Linked DNA regions of Homo sapiens: all the other regions are linked to region 3. Evidence: chromatin contacts called from ENCODE Hi-C or POLR2A ChIA-PET data. All regions are on one chromosome and are shown on one strand. Each heading gives the region's core, a stretch centred on a gene start or an enhancer-like site at or near the end of the contact. The rest is flanking DNA. Distances are from core to core; before and after follow the strand shown. Region 1 overlaps PELI1 (pellino E3 ubiquitin protein ligase 1). Region 2 overlaps PELI1 (pellino E3 ubiquitin protein ligase 1). Region 3 holds the start of RAB1A (RAB1A, member RAS oncogene family).

Region 1 (3,337 bases), core at 451-2,950, 1.0 Mb after region 3:
TACAATGAACATTGAGGAAGTGACAAAGGTTCAGATAATCTCAGCACTACTCATAATTGAATAGTTGTTACTAATCTATGCTGAAGTATAACTTTTTTACAGTTTATTTTACATGTGAATACATTCTAGTCTTCTAAATGGTCCTGTAATAGGGTCTTTTAGTCTGTTTAGGAATTAGCCCCATTCTACCTTGTCTAGGGTGTGGAGTAATGACATTAGAAAATCTGGACCACTTTACCTCTGGTAGCTTCAGTTTCTCCATTTATAAAATGGGGACAAATGATTGTACTTTATAGTTGTAATAGAAATTAAATGGGGTAATGTATGTTGAGTTAACATGTGGATCTCAGTCCTAGCTCTGCCAGAGTTCTTTGGCCTTCAGTCACTGGGCTTTTCTGACCTACTCAGTTCCCTTATCTGGAAAATAGAGTTCAGACTTTCCTACCCAATTCACAGGGCTATTATGGGGGTCAAATAAAATAATCTTACGTGAAAGCATTTGGCTAATTACCATTCTATGCAAGTTCAAGATAGACCTTACCCCAAGGTTGATTCAAATTGACACCCTCTGTTGACCTAAAAGAATTCTCCCATGCTTGCCAAAACCTGCTTTTAATTTTTCTAAATATGGGCCCCTTAGTCCAGAAGATACTTATCTAGCCTCCAAAGATTTGCCTTTCTCTAAACAGCAGGCTACCCAGCAGTAGCCTTATAGCTACTTCTGTGGCCACTCCAGCTCTAGTCGCTTTCCTTCAACCATTTGAGAGAGGTAGCCACAATATTAAAATATTTTAAATGTACAGAAACATTAATCATTAATTGCCATCAAGGCAAGATTCTCATTCTCACTCTCAGCCCCTATCAATTCTAGTAAAATACTGAAACTACACCCGCCTTCAACTACACGGCCTTTACTAACACAAGTCTTAGTATAAATAACCTTTTATTATCAGTATCAGTATAATGTTAGTAAGCAAACATTAAGTACCTTACTGTGTGCCAAGAAGTATGCCAAAAAAAGGGGAAATTTCCATCCTAAGAACAATGTATGTTGTCTTCAAGATTAGAGCAGTGGTTCTCACAAGGTAGGGGAGTGAGTAGTGGGGAGATAGGAAGTTGAGGCATTTTTAAAGTCACAACTAGAATGTTCTACTGGCATCTAGGTAGAACAGAAAGGCCAGAGATACTGCTGAACCCCCTACAATGCACAGGCCAGTGCCCCACAATGTCAAAATGTCAGTAATGCCCAAGTTGAGAAGCCCCAGTTAAAGGAACAAATACTGTCCCTAGGAAAGATGTTAACTCCTTTTCCATCAGGATGAAATAAGTTATCCCTGTAGGTGATATACTATCAGCATGCTATTTGGCTTCTCTAAGAGAGGAGGGTGGGAATTTACACAGGTGGTGTCCTGTATCTTGGGAAGGGGAACATAGACTTCACTTCCTCCACTGCTGTGTTGAGAAGCTAAAAGACACTAGCAGAAAGTAGTAACCTCCAACTACTACTGCACACCATTATTTCTCCTTTTATGTAAAAATGCTATGTGTTACTCCTGCTGGTTGCAAAAGAATGAAGAAGGTGATTAAATTTTCACTCTTATCAAGAAACTGCTATGAATTAAACTCCAGTCATCAGCTGAATTGGTTTCATAAAATGGTTCCACCGCAAACATACTAAAGCAGTTCTTTCTGTTTGAGTCATCCTTTTGAAATCAGCCACAAGGAAACTCTAGTATAGATGGAAATCTGTTTTATCTGAGATAATATATGCAGTCCACATTGTTTTTCATCATAAAAAAATGTTATAACATTTTCATGTTTTAAAACATTTTCCTTTTTTTCTCAGTACCCCATTATGCCTACCCACTTGCCCACTAAAATAGAAGTGCTCAGAAGATATGTAAACAATCTGCATAAGATTTGTTTTGTCCCTTGCTTAGTATTTGTTTTGCTTTTTTTTTTAGGGCAGGAATTTTGTACTTGTGTTTAGTAGGTAGTAAGCAAAAGGCTGTGTGTGATGTAAATAATGAAAGAAAACATTTGTTAGGTTGAGAGACAAAGATTGATTTCTCAGTTTTTCTTCTTTAGGTGAAACTGACAGATATTATACAAAGTCTTTCCTTTGGGAAGACTTGATATGAAAATAATTGTATTTCACTGGCCCTTAAAAAGGAAATGATTAGAATGTTTAACAGTCAAATTAATAATACTATTCCTAATAAATACATATTTTATGAGTAACTTTTCATGTTCTCCCAGCCCACAAAGAAAATAACACTATTCCAGAATATGTTTATTTTAAAATTTTTTTTTAACTCTGGAAGTTTAGTTCCTGCTAATGAGAGCAACATGCTTTCGAGTATCAAGCAAAGTTTCAAAGTAATAGATAAAATAGAAGACAGTTTTATTAGGAAGATTTTCTTTAGCATTTCTTCTAGTCTTGAGTAGAATTAATGGTGCTATTTCATGTTCTTGGTGCTAGATAACATTGGGATAGGGCTGAATACATGAGGTCAAACTAACTTAATTGAAGACCAACAAATGAAGCCAGTAATCGAGACATTCGGATGTTTTTTATGTACATACTCATTTAAAGTTCTCAAGTACATGACTTCAGGAATTTTTTTTTTTTTTTCTTTTTTTTTGAGACAGAGTTTCTCTCCGTCACCCAGGCTGGAGGATCACAGCTCACTGTAGCCTCAAACTCCTGGGCACAAGTGATCCTCCCACCTCAGCTTTCTGAGTAGCTGGGGCTATAGGTGCATGCCATGACATTTGGCTAATGTTTTCTGTTTTTACTTTTTTTTTTTTAAATCTTTTGTAGAGACGGGAGTCTTACTATGTTGCGCAGGCTGGTCTCAAACTCCTGGCCTCAAGTGATCCTCTCACCTTGGCCTCCCAAAGTGCTGGGATTACGGGCATGAGCCACCATGCCCAGCCTAGGAATTCATTTTGAAGAATTCTTTTACTCAGATTTTAAAATATAGAGAGAATATATAAAGACAGTGAGTAGGAAAGCATTGTCTAGGTACTGGTCTTTGTTAAAGAGTATAAACCTTTGGGAAGATCATGAATCTTTCTTCAGAGAACACATAAAAAAAAAAGTTCCAGGAAGAATAGCTGTCACAGCATTTTATTTGCAGTTTAATAAGGCCAGTTGTATATTGATTGATTATATGCCATTTTTAAATTTTGAAAACTATCTTGGGTCATTTATGTATATAAATAACTGGTACTACAAAAGTGTTTTATTTTGGGTTTAGATTATCAAATACAGAAGTAGAAGCCAAGATTGAATGTGTTCCTGTGATTGAAACTTTGATGTCACTGATAAAAT
Region 2 (3,251 bases), core at 440-2,939, 1.0 Mb after region 3:
TTTATTATAGAAAATACCTTAGAATGTTCTTGATAGAGTAGCATGGTAACGATGGTGTCACACCCTTGGTGTGAATGGTAGCTTAGTGAGCAACCTAGCTCAAGGATTTGCAAAGTTAGGAAGAAGGACGAGAGAGCCTCTCTCCCCACCCCAATCTAAATATGGAATTTGGTAAATTAGAATACTTTGTAATTTGTAAGACCAAATTCATACTAATTACCCGCGTGAAAGGTGTTTGTTTTTAACAACATTGAAGATAATCAGGAAAGATTTTTTCTTAATGTTTCTCTCGAGCGTAGTACTATAACAAAAACTTAATGCTAAGAAACATTTTATATGCTCCTTTGGATATGCAATTTAATCTAGATTATCTATTTTTCTCCCATGATAACTAATCTGTTTTTAGTATCAGCAGCATTTGGCAAGTTTATTTTTTGGATATAAACTGTGGTTCATCTGTTCACTGTTTCTAGAAAAAAATCATTGCCATAAGAAAAAGTATAAATTAGCAAGAAAGGAGAGTGACTTGATTTGCTTTTGGAAAAAGAAATGCTTAATTAATTATTCTGTATTTGGCCTTATTCGGGCATTAGGAAATCTAGAGATCTAAAGGGTTGAATGACAATAGTGCCCCCGTTTTTAGCAGACCAGCCTTAACTCTGGGTTTGAATCCTAAGGAGATTGCCACAGTGAGACTTAAGGAAATGTTTGGTTGGCAGATGAGCACCAATGACTGCAGCGTGGAGTGACGCACTGCATGGTCTGTTTATTCTCTAATTCCAATATGTCTTTTGCTTCCAGAAGCAAGAAAAGTTTCTTCTCTCCCCTCCTTCCCACCCTTTTTTCAAAGGCACCACAAGTATAGACAGTTGCACTACATCAAATCTTTTTTTGACACTTGTAGAAACCAGTACACTTTTAGATTAGACAGTATCTTCTTTTAATATTTTGATTTGTTTTCCTTTAGTTTGAAAAGTTGTATAATACTTAACTGACTGTAGCAAAGTTTTATATGTGGTAGCATACCTTTAATTTATCCTATTACAAAACTGTTCTGAATTTTCTTTTGGTTTTTAAAAAACAAAACTTGTTGCTTAGAAGCCATGAATTATTTTATTTTACTTCAACTGTCGAAACTTCCTTGTTTTAAAAAATGATCATTTGGGTTCACTCAGGAAATGCATGTCAGGAAACTTGTATTATAAGTTTATTAGTTGTGATGTATCAGTAACTGCTGTTACCCCTTTTTCAAAGAAATGTAATTGATTTTGAAGTTTTCTAGATTGTCACATGCTTTGTGACTAATGCAAGAAAGCAAGTCCTGTGTTGTATTTGTTCTAGTCATTTTTATTCAGGCTATATATTGTAGCTTAATTTTTATTTGCAATTAATTTATTTAAACTAAGTAAATACTTTTCAAAATACATAATTGAATTCGTCTCTGTGAGTTCATTTTTGCATAATCGAGAATGAGAAACCAGAAGTGAAAACTGTGAACAACTCTATTCCACACTCCAAAAATACTCATTTGAAATAGATGAAGAGTTTGCATTTAATGTAACACTTTAAAGTATCTGGTTCTTTTTTAAAAGCATCTCTTACTAATAAAGGAACTTTGTTAGTGGTTGAATAATTGAGGCCTTTTCTAAGTTAAGCCTTGCTAGGGAGTTGGCACCTGTAAGTTGCATGTTAGACTATTTAAATAGTGGCTTCGTAACCATAAAAGTTGCACGTCCTTCCCAAAGTTGCCTGCATTTTCTTCTAACAGGTAAAAACAATCTCTTCTAACAGGGAAAAACCTGGCTCATTTTCTATCAAATTCAAGTTTTAAAAATTCAGGCAATTTAAATGATCAGTTGGGTGTTTGCTGTTCAAGCAGAACTGTTATTTTGTCATGGCCTAATAGAACACTTTTACTTAGTTGTATTAAGGGAATGTCAGTATTCTGGCCAAGGAGGAGAAAAAGTTGTATTTAGGTCTTCTAAATGCATTCTCAAGAAAGATAATCTTTATGGCTTAACTCTTTTATCAAAGTAATCTTTATATTTAAATGCTACTTAATTTGTTCAAGGAATTAAATTTCCCTTTATCTAAAATGTTAGGGTAATGAAGCAAGACATGAAGGGAAGCCATTCAGACATCAGAGTTCTTTTACTAGGTTATCCTCTTGCAACCTTCTTTGCTTACTTCCCTCATGTAAAAGTCTTCTAGTACATGTAAAGCAGGGTAGGAATAAATAATAATGTAAGTATGTAATTACTTCTTCTTTTTTTTTTTTTTTTTGAGACGGAGTCTCACTCTGTCGCCAGGCTGGAGTGCAGTGGCGTGATCTCGGCTCACTGCAAGCTCCACCTTCCGGGTTCACGCCATTCTCCTGCCTCAGCCTCCCAAGTAGCTGGGATAACAAGCGCCCGCCACCATGCCCAGCTAGTTTTTGTATTTTTAGTAGAGACAGGGTTTCACCATGTTGGTCAGGATGCTCTCGATCTCCTGACCTTGTGATCCGCCCACTTTGGCCTCCCAAAGTGCTAGGATTAATTACTTCTAACATTTGAGTGTCCCACTTCACTCTTCCCGTCTGACCCAGACTGAGGGCACTGGTGAAAGTCCACTTATTATGTCTCTAAGGTTATAAGCTCAACATAACTCTAACACTTTGGCCCTTCGTTGCAATGGATCATCTTGTGCTACCACTTCTTTTTTTGTTTAAGACAGGGTCTTGCTCTGTTGCCGAGGCTGGACTGCAGTGGTGCAATCACAGCTCACCACAGCCTCAACCTCCCAGGCTCAAGCAATTCTTCCACCTCTACCTCCTGAGTAGCTGGGACTACAGATACACACCACCATTCCTGGCTAATTTTTTTCATTTTCAGTAGAGACGCCGTCTGACTAGATTTCCCAGGCTGGTCTCAAACTCCTGCTCTTAAGCAATCCTCCTGCCTCAGCCTCCCAAAGTGCTTGGATTACAGGTGTTGAGCCACCACACCCTGCTGTGCTACCACACTTTAGAGACCACTGGTTAATAAACCTATGTTCCATTCCCTTCTCTGTTTTCTCTAAGCACTGCCCTATAGCAAATCAGAACAGCAAAACTCTGCATCACTGAACTCTGTTATTCTGTCTGTCACCCCCACTTTCAGAATTACTCTTATATAAGTATTCTTTAATGTTTTATCCTCAAATTTTATCTACTTTTTTTTTTTTTTTTTTTTTTGAGACGGAGTTTCATTCTGTCGCCCAGGCTGGAGGGT
Region 3 (3,155 bases), core at 515-3,014:
GGCTAATTTTTGTATTTTTAGTAGAGACAGTGTTTCACCATGTTGGCCAGGCTGGTCTTGAATTCCTGACCTCGTGATCTGTCCGTTTTGGCCTCTCAAATTCCTGAGATTACAGGCATGAGCCACCGAGCCTGGCCAGTTTTCTGAGTTTTTATTTGAAATCAAAATAAGCTTTTTTTTTTTTTAATGGGCTTTAGAGTCCAGGGTAACGAACACTTTTTGGTGCCTATTACTGAACCATTCAGGGTATTCCTGGGGTGGTGACCGTGTTCATTTCAGAAACCAACATGTTCATTTCAGAAACCAAACTCGGGTAACTTTTGATAAGTTCATCAACTAAGGCCCATGGCAGAATTTGAGGGCTAAGGGGTGTAATTAGTGTATGGGTAGAAATAAGTGCCTTCTTTCTATATTTTGGCGTTGTAGGAATTTAAAGTGATTCTGCAGTAAGTCTCAGGAGACAATTTTCTTAGTTCTTAGAAGTTGGAAGATAAACTTTGGACAATGTATTACACTATGCCCTTTGTAATTAAATAACTCAAGATAATGTGTTAAAGTTTAGCGGAGATTTAAATTCCTGAGCTGATTAAAGAGAGCTGTTAAGGCCATAGGTTTTTTAAAAATGAGTTAATATTACTCCCAGAAATTGTAGGCACTATATAGTGATGAATTGCCTATTTTTATTGCTTATTATTTTCCAGTCTTGCAGAATGGCTCAGGGTTAGTAGCAACTAAAAGATAATACATTACAATTCAACCTGAAGGCCGGGACGAAGGTAGGAATTGGATTTTAGGCTGGCTCTGGGCTGTGTCCCTCCCATCCATGGGATGTGGAGCCATTGAAGGTTGTGGGGTCACGATGCAGGTGCTGTCTCAGAAAGATACATCCGACTGTGTGTGCAAATGGGCTGGGGCGGAGAGGAGAGAGAGAGGTAGAGTCCATTTGGAGACTACTGCAATAGCCAGGCTGACGAGTTAAGAGCGGGGCACAGTAAGAATGGGAAGAAATCTAAGAAGAAAATGGTAGTGCGCGGGGCCAACAATGGACGATGACCGAACCCAGGTGGGGATGGGTGAGTGACGAGAAGAACCGCTCCGTGCCGTCCAGGGAGCCCCTTGACTTCCCTTCTGTTCTTAGAGCGGACGTCCTCCTACCAGCCCCCAACCAGCGCCACCAGGGTGGCGCAAGCCTCAAGCTGGTCAGGTCAGCAACAGCCGCAACGGAGGCAGGAGCCGACACGCTCGTACCCCGGCCCCCTCCCCGCCCCCGCACCCCCGGCAGTCCCTCCGGTTTGACCACTCCCCCCGGTCCCTTGCCTCCCCCGACCCCCAGCCTCCGTCGGCCGCCGGCACCACCCTCCGCCCCTCTCCGCCCCCTCCCCCGTGGGGCGCTGACTCGCCCGGCTGCCACGTCTCACTGATGACATCACTAGGGCAGCTCGGCCTTAGCCAATCCGCCAGGGGGAGTCCGAGCGAAGTCCTAGCCAGCGAGTCAGAGGGGAGGGGAGCAGGGAGGGGCCGAGGGTGGGGAGGTGAGGGAGTGGGGAATGGGGCGGGCGACAACCCTTCAGGTACGCATGCCCCAGAGGCGCGGCGCTTGGCGGGAAGCTGAGTCCTGGCCTTGCGTCGCACTGTCTGTCCTCAGCTCGCGTAGCCGCGCTCGCGACTCCCTTTCCCGGCATGCCAGGCGGTGCGGCCGCCCTCTGGGCCGTGTAAAGGCCCCTCGGTCTAAGGCTTCCCTATTTCCTGGTTCGCCGGCGGCCATTTTGGGTGGAAGCGATAGCTGAGTGGCGGCGGCTGCTGATTGTGTTCTAGGGGACGGAGTAGGGGAAGACGTTTGCTCTCCCGGAACAGCCTATCTCATTCCTTTCTTTCGATTACCCGTGGCGCGGAGAGTCAGGGCGGCGGCTGCGGCAGCAAGGGCGGCGGTGGCGGCGGCGGCAGCTGCAGTGACATGTCCAGCATGAATCCCGAATAGTGAGTTCAGGAGAGCACCGGTCGGCTGGGTCCGTGGGCCAGCTTGGGGGATCTTAAAGGGGTCGAGGAGGGTTGGGGCAGAAGTCGGGGCATCGGCTGGGGTGAGGCGAGGGTGATGGGTCAGGAGAGGCTGGCGGCCGGGAGTCGGGCCCCATTGTCTGACGCGGAGGGGCGGCCGCGCGGGGGAGGGGTCGGGCCGGAGGGGTGAGCCGCCCGGGCCTGGACCGGGTCAGGTTAGAGGGCCTGACTGCGGGGCGGGTGCTGAGGAAGCCTGCCGAGGGGCCTGGGGCGGTGTGAAGGGGTATCTTCTCTCGGAGGCAGTGACTTTTGAAGGAGGACTTGTCTCTAAGGGGAGGGGATGGGGTGGGAGAGCCCTTCTAGAGGGCACTGTCAGACCCTGCGCCCGCACTCTGCGGAGCTGTCAGGATCTTCGGGGTAGAAACCAGCTTTACTTGTAAATCCTGAGCTTGTTGGCTCTCTCTCCTTCCATCCTCCCCGCCAGGTTTCAGGTAATATGGATGCTTTTCGGGACTGCGTGGGATTGAGGGGAATGAGTAGATGGTGAGAAGCAACTGAACATTTATTAGTTCTCTTTTTGAGTTGTGTCTTGGAGGAGTTGTTTAAGAGCTCGCCGGGTCCATTGCCCTCCTATAAAAACCTGGGCATTTGTGAGAATTTTGTTTTTTTTTTTTTTAAAGAGGACACCTAAGTCATTTTGTCTTCTGTGGGTCAAGGGAAAAAAAAAAAACTAAAGCCAAGAAATGTCTTTTTGATACTCGCAGATTAAAGGAAGCTTGCTGTCAAGTTGAAAGAGAAACGAACGGGACCTATGATAGATCTGTATGTAGGTTTTGGATTACCTGCTTGGATGCTTGCAGATAGGGAATGAGGTTCCATGACGTGTCATGAAAAGTTAATGCATTTCTTTTTCTTGCTTACTCAAGAAGTCACCACAGCAGATGTGACACACCTGGCACCTTTCCTGGGAACTGGTGTTCACTTCCCTTGGGTAGAGTTTGTTGGGCTCTCCTCAATGGCCCTTTAAAAATTTCCTCTACAGTTTACATGCATGTAAAGTAATGAATAATTGGAAGAGACCGAATTGGTATTCCTTTTCAGTGTCAAAGGCCTTTGAGGGATGGGGGAACATCAGTATTTGTTGTAAAAGTTGAGTTTAT

Evidence for each region. A loop is a pair of places that touch in the nucleus more often than their neighbours do. ChIA-PET counts read pairs that join two places held with the same protein, here RNA polymerase II (POLR2A). Pooled maps may share reads with other maps.
Region 1: a pooled map shows a loop between it and region 3 (6-fold over the local background). The contact joins the enhancer-like site here to the promoter of RAB1A in region 3. A Hi-C loop is called at or near these places in 5 of 50 pooled maps. POLR2A ChIA-PET finds 5 or more read pairs at or near these places in 2 of 52 experiments (AG04450 and T-cell).
Region 2: a map with no recorded cell type shows a loop between it and region 3 (5-fold over the local background). The contact joins the enhancer-like site here to the promoter of RAB1A in region 3. A Hi-C loop is called at or near these places in 1 of 37 single-sample maps with no recorded cell type and 1 of 50 pooled maps. POLR2A ChIA-PET finds 5 or more read pairs at or near these places in 2 of 52 experiments (AG04450 and T-cell).

What each region holds. Positions count from the first base shown.
Region 1 is chr2:64,112,599-64,115,935 of GRCh38, reverse strand. The region is part of intron 1 of PELI1 (pellino E3 ubiquitin protein ligase 1); the gene reads left to right. Among named protein-coding and RNA genes, the nearest start is that of PELI1, 30 kb to the left of the region's middle. RefSeq lists an enhancer at 1,733-1,812. Within about 2 kb of position 1,700, at least 5 of the 41 ENCODE cell types and tissues checked have a DNase peak (open chromatin) inside an H3K27ac peak, as active enhancers do.
Region 2 is chr2:64,091,034-64,094,284 of GRCh38, reverse strand. PELI1 (pellino E3 ubiquitin protein ligase 1) reads left to right here. Exons shown (of 7, transcript NM_020651.4): 7 at 1-1,633. Among named protein-coding and RNA genes, the nearest start is that of PELI1, 52 kb to the left of the region's middle. Within about 2 kb of position 1,689, at least 3 of the 41 ENCODE cell types and tissues checked have a DNase peak (open chromatin) inside an H3K27ac peak, as active enhancers do.
Region 3 is chr2:65,128,715-65,131,869 of GRCh38, reverse strand. RAB1A (RAB1A, member RAS oncogene family) reads left to right here and starts at 1,764. Exons shown (of 6, transcript NM_004161.5): 1 at 1,764-1,977. The coding sequence starts at 1,955. RefSeq lists silencers at 1,266-1,615, 2,116-2,165 and enhancers at 1,468-1,981, 1,726-1,985, 1,982-2,496.